Regions from separate parts of the Homo sapiens genome. Here region 2 is linked to region 1. A link is an interaction called in ENCODE POLR2A ChIA-PET data of the cell type or tissue named here. Cell type or tissue: IMR-90. All regions are shown on one strand. Each heading gives the region's core, and the rest is flanking DNA. Links, peaks and the distances in the headings are about the cores only.

The links. ChIA-PET counts read pairs that join two places held together with the same protein. Peaks named below come from ENCODE experiments on the same cell type or tissue, not always from the same donor. Only the 100,000 strongest peaks of a DNase experiment are listed, where the experiment ranks them.
Region 2: POLR2A ChIA-PET joins it to region 1 with 6 read pairs; 4 of 35 experiments call an interaction of 5 or more read pairs at or near these places.

The regions. Positions count from the first base shown.
Region 1 is chr22:46,348,288-46,353,590 of GRCh38, reverse strand. It overlaps TRMU (tRNA mitochondrial 2-thiouridylase), which reads right to left. Exons shown (of 11, transcript NM_018006.5): 5 at 3,128-3,300; 6 at 1,417-1,470; 7 at 1,261-1,327. Among named protein-coding and RNA genes, the nearest start is that of TRMU, 15 kb to the right of the region's middle. In IMR-90, for the core only: no CTCF peak of the experiment used is centred there; no DNase peak of the experiment used is centred there.
Region 2 is chr22:46,460,471-46,465,773 of GRCh38, reverse strand. It overlaps CELSR1 (cadherin EGF LAG seven-pass G-type receptor 1), which reads left to right. Exons shown (of 35, transcript NM_001378328.1): 2 at 1,429-2,067. Among named protein-coding and RNA genes, the nearest start is that of CELSR1, 74 kb to the left of the region's middle. RefSeq lists enhancers at 1,905-2,411, 1,937-3,136. In IMR-90, for the core only: no CTCF peak of the experiment used is centred there; a DNase peak (open chromatin) is centred at 2,873; H3K27me3 peaks cover 726 bases.

The DNA of each region.
Region 1 (5,303 bases), core at 54-5,053:
ACATCTCATCATTGTCCAGGCCTGGGCTGGACATGGGGTGTGGTGGCCACAAAGAAGGCACCTTGTGCCCCAGAAGGTGCAGGTTCCAGCTGTAGGAGCCCCTGACCCTAGGCCCAGGATGCGGCTGGGTGCCCTGTGTGACGCCAGGGGCCCTTCTTGCTGAGCCCATGACATAGCTGCACGTCTTCACAGTGTCCATCTAATGCAGTAACTGCATCAGGGCTACCCCCAGCTGCTCTGCGCACCCTCACAATGTCACACAGCAGATGGCAAACTCACTGCCTCCCTCCCCTGCAGTGGGGCACACAGGCAGAGAGAACCTCATGGGATTTACCACGTGGCCTGGGCCGGCAGCCTTCTTCAGTGAAGTGAACTGCAGGTGGAAGCCATGAGTCATCCAACTGGCTCCTGCTGGGGCCAGGGCTGGCAGATACATGGGCAATCCTGTCTGGCAGTTCTGTCCCAAGCAAAGCTGTCACCTCCACCTGTCTCAGGAATGCCTAGCCCCGGCTCCGCCTGCCGTCTCCCCTCCACAAGAGGTGGAAGATCTCCAAGTGCAATTCACTGCAAGACGCCCTACACCTGAGCTGCAGCCTGGCTCTCCTGGCCAGTCCCACAGCTCAGGTCTGTGCTGTGTCAAGACCTGCCTGATCATCACGCCGGCAGGCACATCCCCGCCACTGTACTAACCCAACAATGGCTGCACTCTGTCCCCACAGCAGGACTGCACACTGTGACTGACTCGGAGCCTGTCCCCTGACACCAGGCACAGCACAGGCTCACGCAGGCCTCACCGCAGTAAGGGTCTGCACATGAGCGAGCAGCACTCTGGCCAGCGCGGACGCCTGATCCCATCGCTGCATGTGGTCCTTAATCATTCACACCATGCCGGGACGTCCACCTTACTCCCTGAATCAGAGTGGAGTTTTGTGTAGTTTAACATTTTCCTTACACAGGAAGGAAATCATTCTTTTTACAGGGACTTGATACGTAACTCACAGAGTATAGTCCTTCCAAGTCAGAGGCGCGCTTTTCATGAACTCCAGCATCTCAGCTGAGGCCACATCTGGAAGTGCACCCAGCCACCATCAAGGCAACTGTTCCACCCTAGGCCGTGCCCGCCCCCGGCCGCCCCACAGAGCCTTCTACAATTCTCCAGCCAAGTGGAAGGGACGACAGGAACTCTGGTCTAGTCTCCCAGAGCTGAAACGCCACAGCTCTAGGCATTTCAGATGACAAGTGGCAGAGTCTGCACCTCACCTTTATGTGTTCCCAGAACCTTATTGTCTTCTATGGAAATAAAGTGACCAGGTCGAGGCTGCAGATACTGGAAAACAAACATGTCATTACCGACGGAGATCTAGGCCCAGGGCAGACACGCAGCCCCATCTCTTTGTGTCAAAGAGCAGCACGCACCTGAAGAAGGAAATGTTCAAAATTCCTCTTCCCGATGAAACACATGCCCATGCTCTGAAATGAGAAGACGGCAGCCGTGAGAGGAGCAGAAGTGGCGGTGGCCCAAGCTGTACCCAGACGTCCTGAGCGGGCCCTGGGGCCTCCCGGCCTCACCCCACACTTTGCTTCCAGGGTAGGGGCCCGGCTGCCCACCGGCACCCTCGGCCGCCAGTCACAGCCGGCGCACACGATGCCAGAGCCTTAGAGAACGCCTCATTGTCTCGGCCCGCGGGGTCTGACCCTGCGCGGGAGACCCTCACACCAGCTGCCCCGGGGAAGAAAGCAGAACCCGGTCAGGTCCTTCAGGCCACTGTCCTGCGAGGAGTGGGGGAGAGACAGGGACCAGAGAAGGGGCAGGTAGCAGGAAAGCCAGGCCTGAAGCTAAGGCCTTAGGGGAGGGCTCCAGGGGAGTCAGAGGAGAGAGGCGCCTTCCTCAAGCACATCTGCCCTAGCTGGGGAGCCTGGGTGGCGTGCGCTCTCCACCGTGGCCCCATCAGGGGCTGCATCGTTTACTCTGGTTTGTGTCTCTCAAGACTGCCCTTCCATCCCTGCGGCTCCCACCACAGAGCGACACCGGAAACGGAAAACAAGAGGAGAGGAGGACGGGCGGTGGGCGTGCTCTTCAGGGAAGATGGCTCTGATGAAAGGTATGGCCGTTTCCATTACCAGGAAGAGACACGAAGGAGCAACAGCTCCCACCGCACTGGCCCCTGAAGAGGTGAGGCTCATCCCACAGCGCCCTCGCCCTCCATCCCCAAGGCCCTCCCACGGGCTTCATCCTAGTTCCGCCAACACTCCGGGTTCTCTCTTTTTGAGACGAGTTTCGCTGTGTTGCCCAGGCTGTCCTCAAACTCCTGGGTGCGCTCGATCCTCCTGAGGAGCTGGGGCCACAGGCAGGCACCCCCACAGCGGCTCCCTGGCTTCTCCTCGCCTCAAGGCCTTTGCACTGCCGTTCCCTCATCTGGACTTTCCCAGCCCTCTCTGGGACACCGGATCCTCTCCTCCTTCAGGTCTCAGGTTCCATGTGACTTCTTTTGAGGCCGTTTTTGGCATCTCCATTCCCTACTCTCAGACCCCACTGGTGCTTCCCACCCAGGGTCCTACACCTCCCTCCGTAGACATTTTCTAGGTTTACACTGATTGGCCTCCTGCCTGTGTCCCCCACTCGCGGGCGGGCTCCATGGAGGCGAAGATGGAACTGTGTGCGCGTCACCAATTCCTCGCGGCCCAGCAGCACAGCGCCCGAACAGATGGCACCGAACGAGTCTGTGCCGGGCAAGCGGGTGACAGGGCACATGAGTGTGCAGACGGCGGCACAGCACCTGCCCCTCCAGGGGTCTCGGGGCTGCATCACACTGCCTGGCACTCACCTGGCAGGCAGGCCATCCCAAGAGCACCCCACCAGCTGCTAAGGCTGTGGGGAAAGCTGCCTACCACATAGGGGCAGAGGAGAGGAAAAAAGCAAGGAGTCTCGTATAGGCTGCTCCCGATGTCAGCAGAGCCCTGTACCGTGCGCCTCAGCAAACTCCTCCATCTATTGCTCCAAGGCCCGCCTTTGATGTTAGGTCCTGGAGAAGGGGAAGTGGTGCGGGACCCACAGGTCCAGCTGCTCCGTGCCATGCAGTCGGGAAAGGGAAACAGGCACTAATCAAAGGCAACTGCTCACTCGTACCTCTTTCTTCTGAAGCACATGATGAAGTCTATTCTCAGCAGCGATTTTCTTTACAAACTCTTTCGTTAATCCCCCCAGAGGGAAGATGGTTCTCCTCAGGGCATCCTGGGAAACCTGGCTGAGAAAGAAGGTCTGGTCTTTAAAGCTGTCAGCTGCCTGGAGGAGTTTTACCGCTGCCAAGAATAAAGAACAAAAGACGATGCAGGAATAAAAATAATGATACTTCACTTTCAACAATGTCCTTCTGTTCACTTAGACAGACTACCCCTAGCCTGTCAGAGGCAGACATCAACACTCAATAGCAACTACTAGGGAAAAGACCACCACGGGTTAATGTAAGAAAAATTCGCACCTCCAAAAAAAAAAACAAGGATTTTACATGACAAAGAAATTATTCCAGCTCATACTTCAGATTATAATATTTTCAAAGATGAAACATCACATGAAAAAATGTTCTCAAGTGATAAGAAAAAAAAAAAAAAACACCTAAAATAAATTCAGCCAAATCTTGGAAAATGGAGTAAGCTAGTTGCTGGCAGAAAATTCCACTGATATAGTGTCAGCTGTGCCTTCTTCCAACAACCACAGGATGTGTTCGTGCCACAGTGGTTTCAAGGACTCTACACTTTCCAGGTTCACTGCCCGGCGGCCAGCACATGCCTCCAGCAGCGCCCTACCTGTGAAGGCATTAGCTTTCTTGGTAAAAACGTTTTTTTGTTGAGAGTCTCAGCTGACATCTGTTAGGTGACCCTGCAGTTCCTCCGACATTCCCTATGTGATTGTAAAGAACCATTTCTGGCTTTAAGGCAACGGAGCAGAGGTGTGAGTAAACCTGGCTTAGAACCGTCCAGTTCTCCACTCTCGAGTTCAATGATCAATGGCAAAAAACTAAGACGAACGTCAGTTTTCTGGCTTCTTTCAATCTTTCTCATAAACTTCTCCTTTCGAGTTACACTCAGAGCACGCCACATGCCGTGACGGTCAGACAGCACACCTACCCTTCCTGGCTTGGCAGAGCCACGTGTACAGTACACACTCTGCGTAGCTAGTGTTTTCCATCTGCCGATTCCCACGTTAGCCGTGAGAGGGAGAATTCTCCCCACGTTACAGAGGGGAGACTGGAGCCGGCCCAGTTCATCACATATGACTCGCCCAAAGTGATGCAGGTGGAGGCGGTGGGGCTGGAGGCTGCCCAGCCTCCCGAGTCCCCCTCCCTTACTTGGCAGGTACAAACAGCAGAACTGAGTGACAAGTGAGACCAAGTTCAGCCGACCAGTCGCCACGGAAGCAGAGCACTTTCCAGAGTCCACTTTTTTTTTTTTTTTTGAGATGGAGTCTCGCTCTGTCGCCCAGGCTGGAGTGCAGTGGCACATCTCGGCTCACGGCAATCTCCGCCTCCTGGGTTCAAGTGATTCTCCTGTCTCAGCCTCCAGAGTACCTGGGACTACAGGCATGTGCCACCATACTCGGCTAACTTTTTTTTTTGTATTTGTAGTAGAGATGGGGTTTCACCATGTTGGCCAGGCTGGTCTGGAACTCCTGACCTCATGATCCGCCTGCCTTGGCTTCCCAAAGTGCTGTGATTACAGGCATGAGCCACCGCACCTGGCCTCAGAGTCCACTTTCAATCCCAAACTAACTGCAGTCAAACACTGCATGTGTGTAAAAGCCTCAGAAAACTAGGAGCCATTTGCATTTTCTCCTAGTTCTGCGTCATTTTAAAACAAACTAAAAATCTATGATTTTCAAAAAAGCAAGCTGGCGACCCTAACTGAACTGCTATAGAGGAAAAAGCACAGAAAGGAATGAACAACATTTGGAGGAGGCTGCCTGTGCTGGAGCCTCACTGACACGCCGGCTGCCGTGCTGGCTCTGCCAGGCCGGTGGTAGCACGCTGTGTGGGGGAAAATCAGCCCAGTCACAGGCCAGGCCTAGGAGCGCTGGTCTCAGGTGCTGACCGACCCTGAGCCCAGGCCGTCCACTGCCCCTGCAGGTGCTCTACCCAGAGACCCAGGCTGGGCCAGGGCAACTGAAGAAGAATGAAATGGAAACCTTAGTGTGCCTACAAAACCCAGTGAAGGCCAAGACACTGTGCACCATCACAATTCCCACATGCCAAACGCACTCAACAGAACGCATCAGTACTGTCCCAAGTTTCCGAGGGCACGTGGCCTAT
Region 2 (5,303 bases), core at 95-5,094, 110 kb before region 1:
GATCTTGGGTCCACTGCACCTGCACGCATCTGTGGCTTCTGCAGTGGTTGCATTTCTTTGTTGTTTAGACAAATTACCTGACTCCAGGTCCCTCCCAGATGTGACTGGTGGCTCCTGGTGCTGGGAAAGCGCCGGGTGCGGAGCCACCTGCTGCTCTTGTTCCGTTTCCTCTTGGGATCCCCGCGTGCCGCTGTGCCTTGTCGGGTGTGTTGCCGGGCTCGGGGTGACAAGGTGGCCTCTGGGCCTCATCACCCTCCAAAGGCCCAGACACTTCCTCACAGTCCCCAGAATGAGAGGGAGGAGGGCCTGGCCCTCTCTGGCTCCCTGCCCAGCTCCTGTCCTCCTGACTGGGGCAGTTACTGAGGCCCAGGACTCTGAGGGGTGACAGGGGCCCCACGCTCCATGGAAACCAGGGTGGGAGCTCTTGTGGGGGCCATGGGCAGGGGGCCTCATGGGGTGGGATGGGGTGGGGGCTCCTGGAACACAGAATCCGAGCCAGGCCTGGAGGACCTGGACTTGGCAGGCTATTCTGCAAATCCCACCCCACATCTGAGCCCGGGCCTGGAGGTGGCAGGTGAGGGCCCCTGGGCAGGGGCCGCTGCTCCGTCCCTGGGAGCCACTGGTACCCATGACCCACCCCCTGAACGTCTCATCCAATTCTGGGCCTGGAACCGATGATGCATGCGACTTTGCAACCAAGGTGCTCCACCGTCTTGGCCTCAGACTCCTAAGTACCTCACTTGATGATGTGTTTACTGCTGGCTGAGAGGCTGCTGTGTGTCTTTGTAAAGCGGTGCTCCTCGGCCCCTCCTGTGTGCTGGGCATGTGGAGTTGCGTGGGGTACAGCCGAGCTAAGTGGGACCCTCAGCACAGCACGTCGGTGGGGATGTCGCCTGGGCAGGACCAGGGCGGGCTTGCCAGGCACTGCAGAGTTTGAGCTGAGCTGCGAGGACAGGAAGAACTGTTGGGAGGTTGGGCAGGGTGGGATCCCTGGAGGCCAGGGCAGGTGCAGAGGAGGTAGAAGGGGGCTTCAAGTCCTCATGTGGCTGGAACCAAAGCGTGTGAGGAGTTTCAGGCAGTGAGGGGCTGAATCCTGGTGGTCGTCAGGGTGCCCTGCTGAGCACCTTGGGGCCCTCTGAGGGATTCGGAGCCAGAGAAAGATGTGATCGGAGCTGTGCTTTAGGAAGCCAGGGCAGGGGTTAGGGTGCCGGAGGAGGGAGGGTCAAGGTGGTGGTCATGGGGGGCAGGGGCCAGGGTGCTGAAGGAGGAAGGGTCAAGGTGGTGGTCATGGGTGGGGAATGGGGAGTGGGGATGCCCAGGCTCTCTTCTCCTTTGCCAAGCATGCCTGAGGCTGCTCCTGGGATGGGGCCTATAGGACCTGTGACTCCCGCAGCATCTGAATGACCCTGACTTTCCTTGTGTCTGCAGATGGCATCCACAGCGTCACGGCCTTCTGCACCCTGCGTGTCACCATCATCACGGACGACATGCTGACCAACAGCATCACTGTCCGCCTGGAGAACATGTCCCAGGAGAAGTTCCTGTCCCCGCTGCTGGCCCTCTTCGTGGAGGGGGTGGCCGCCGTGCTGTCCACCACCAAGGACGACGTCTTCGTCTTCAACGTCCAGAACGACACCGACGTCAGCTCCAACATCCTGAACGTGACCTTCTCGGCGCTGCTGCCTGGCGGCGTCCGCGGCCAGTTCTTCCCGTCGGAGGACCTGCAGGAGCAGATCTACCTGAATCGGACGCTGCTGACCACCATCTCCACGCAGCGCGTGCTGCCCTTCGACGACAACATCTGCCTGCGCGAGCCCTGCGAGAACTACATGAAGTGCGTGTCCGTTCTGCGATTCGACAGCTCCGCGCCCTTCCTCAGCTCCACCACCGTGCTCTTCCGGCCCATCCACCCCATCAACGGCCTGCGCTGCCGCTGCCCGCCCGGCTTCACCGGCGACTACTGCGAGACGGAGATCGACCTCTGCTACTCCGACCCGTGCGGCGCCAACGGCCGCTGCCGCAGCCGCGAGGGCGGCTACACCTGCGAGTGCTTCGAGGACTTCACTGGTAGGTGCCCGGGCTCACCCTGGCTTTGTGTACATGTCCCCAGGTCACATGGCCGAGGGTCTCAGGTGGTTTCCTCTGTTTACTTCCCTCCGGGGAAAACAGCTGGAGGATGGGCGCTGGGCCCAGGTGTGGGCTCCACGAACCTTGAGATGATCTCAGTAACGGTACTTTTTTTTTTTTTTTTAACTTTTTTGAGATGATCTCACTCTATTGTCCAGGCTTGAGTGCAGTGGCGTAATCTTCGCTCACTACAACCTCCGCCTCCTCGGTTCAAGCGATTCCTCTGCCTCAGCCTCCCGAGTAGCTGGGGTTGCAGGCACAGGCCACCACGCCCAGCTAATTTTTGTATTTTTAGTAGAGATGGGGTTTCGCCATGTTGGTCAGGCTGGTCTTGATCTCCTGACTTCAAGTGATCCACCCGCCTCAGCCTCCCAGAGAGCAGGGATTACAGGCGTGAGCCACCGTGTCCGGCCAGCAATGGCACTTTCTTAGCCAGCTCGGGGCTTCCCTGACCGTAGCCCACGGCTTACTCACTTTCCCTGCCCGACTTAACTGCCTGCTTTAGGAGAACAGTAGGACAAGGTTACAGGGTGAGATCCACTTAAAAGAAAACCTAAACGCATGAAATGACATGAGTTGCTTTTAAGTGGCCCTCAGGTGAAAGTACTTTATTCCAGATTGCAGGCTTAATTGGTTAGCGTAAAACAGTGGAACCAGGTGGAAACCATTGAGCCATTAATCATTTGGGTCTTGAAATCCTGTTTTTTCATGCCTCCCTGTCACCGTAGAAATTTCGTGACTCATCCTCCCGCCTCTGAAGATGCTCTTTCCTTGATACCTCCTGACTCATCACCAAGATGAATTACTCCAAATGTAGCCAACGGTGGTTTTTAAAAATAAAGAGCCACCCCGAGAGCGGTACAGAAACACACATTCTCTGCATCTCAGCGCACATCTTGCTTTGGTCTTTGATTGGCTGTTCCACAAAATGACGGCTCATTTGATAAGCGAGTTTACAATGGTCCCAGTGGTGAATAGTCTGTCTTTTTTTTTTTTTTTTTGAAAGCTCTCTGGGATTAGGCAGGATTTGGTTCATACCGGAGATAACTTTGAGACTCTTCCATCGACTGTGTCCTCGATTAATCTGTTTAATATAAACACCTGAGCAATCGTTAGCTGCTCGTTACCAGCACATAGCACAAGTTTATCGAGCTTATAACAAGGGTTTGAGGTATTAGCAGGTATTTATCAGGCAGGAAGAGCGCAGGGGAGCAGAGAGAGAGAGGAAGGATGGCTTCCAAGGTTCTCTGCATCAGAAGTGGAGGGAAAACCACCAGCACGGGTGTTGGCAGCCTGATGCAAGGGTGCTCCCGGCTCTGACTTCCTGCGCTCCAGGTTGGTGGCCCTCTGGTCATATGGCAGGTGGAAGGAAGGCAGTGTGGTCACCTGCCCCGTGGTGTTCCCACGCCTGCTAGTCTGTGGCTGTCTGTTGGTGCCGTCTGGGTCTGGGGCTCTTCCCCCCGCTGTCTCTCACTGAATGCTAATCCTAAATTCCTGGCTATACCGGGGCTCGGCTGTGGGCAAGGCAGGCAGGCAGGCAGAGGCGGCGGGAGACCCCCGCCTCCCACAGCCCACACCTGCGTTGGGTTTGGGGGTGGGGACGACTCCAGGTATGAGCAGGCCTGAACCAGGCCCCCTCCTCTGCTCTTTCAGTGGATTCCTGTTCTGTGTCAGCTTCCCCAGGTCCCCTTCCTCCCCTTTGCCCCTCACGGCCTTGAGTGGGCTGCTCTGCCTCTCTGAAGGGCCAGCTTGGATGTAGCAGTGGCCAGCACGGTCAGCGCCCCTTCCCCGAGCCAGTGCCTGCCATGTGGCCTGGGTGGGGGGCGCTTCGTCGACTTCCCTGCTTCAGATGAAGAAGCCGTGGCCGCGGGTCCCTGGAAAGGGGCCTGTTACGCTCCCAAGAGTTGGCAAGGACGCCATCTTTACTCCGCAGATAGTACCTACTGTATACCAGGCCAGCGCACACAGCCAGACCTCCCCCAGCCTGTTCTGGGGGGTGACCAAGTTCATCTGTGCCGTTGGCTTTTTCATGGGTAGAGGGGACTGTGCAAGCACCCACCACCTCTGGCTTTGTCAGATGAGTCAGGAGCCCTAGGGTAACGTCTAACGTGGCTTTGAGACCTGCATCGGCCTTCCAGGCCGCCAGTCCAGGCTGCAGGAAGCTTGGGGCTGCACTGGGCAGGGGTGGTCGAGGCCCCTGGGGACCCCTGGGCCAGCAGATCCCCTCTGAAGATGATTGACCCATTGGGGGGAACCCACCTTCTGAGCTTCTCAGGTTTTCTTTTCATCGGGAGAGTCATTTTTAGAAAACTAATGACTGGGGAACGGCCAAGTCTGTCATCACCAGTAAGACCCACTAACATGTAATGATTGGCATGAGACTAATTTGAATCTCTTTGGGTACCAAAATTATCATATGTATTTCCCTCGGAGATAAGGCTAATTAAGACTGATTATTTCTACTCCGTCCCTCTTCCTCCCCTTTTCCCTCTTTCCCTTTGAAGCGCTCCTTTTTCTGCGTGGAGGTAATTGAGCTCATTTATTCACGATGAAAGTGGTGCTGTCGGCAGAGGGGTTTTATTACTTGCTCCCTGGTAAGCCGAGCTCGGGGGCCTCACGGTTGCAAGGTTGGAATCGGCCCAAGTGGCTGCTGAAAGCCCCTGGCTTCTTGTGTTGCGGGACAGGAGACAGCAGGAGCTGGATGAAGGAAGTAGCAATTAATTTCAGGAAAAGCTCAACAAATTTGATGCTGGAGAAAATACTGATGGCTCTCCCGTGTCCCTGAAATCCATTTTGGCCTTAGAGAAGTCCAAGGCCCCAGGGTCTGTGGATTCCCCTGATCTTTGCAGGGAAAGGAGGGCTGCCACCCGCTCACGGCGTTGGGACTGTGGTTGGGGTCTGCAGCCATCCCATTCTCCGAAAGGGACGAGGGCAGGAAGCCTTAAGGCTCCGGCATCTTAGATGTGCCTGGGATGGCCTCCCAGTTTCTCCGCTCTGCAGAGAGTCCTAAACAACCCTGAGAGGCAAACACGGGCTGGTGTTCCTCGGTTCTCAGCCCCTCGGTCTTTTTGTAAACATCGTAGTTGTGTTTGTTGTTAAATTGCTCAGGCTCTGACTTGGCTCCTGTGGGTCCAGACACAGGGCCCTGTTCCGTCTCCCCTCTGCACCTGCCATCC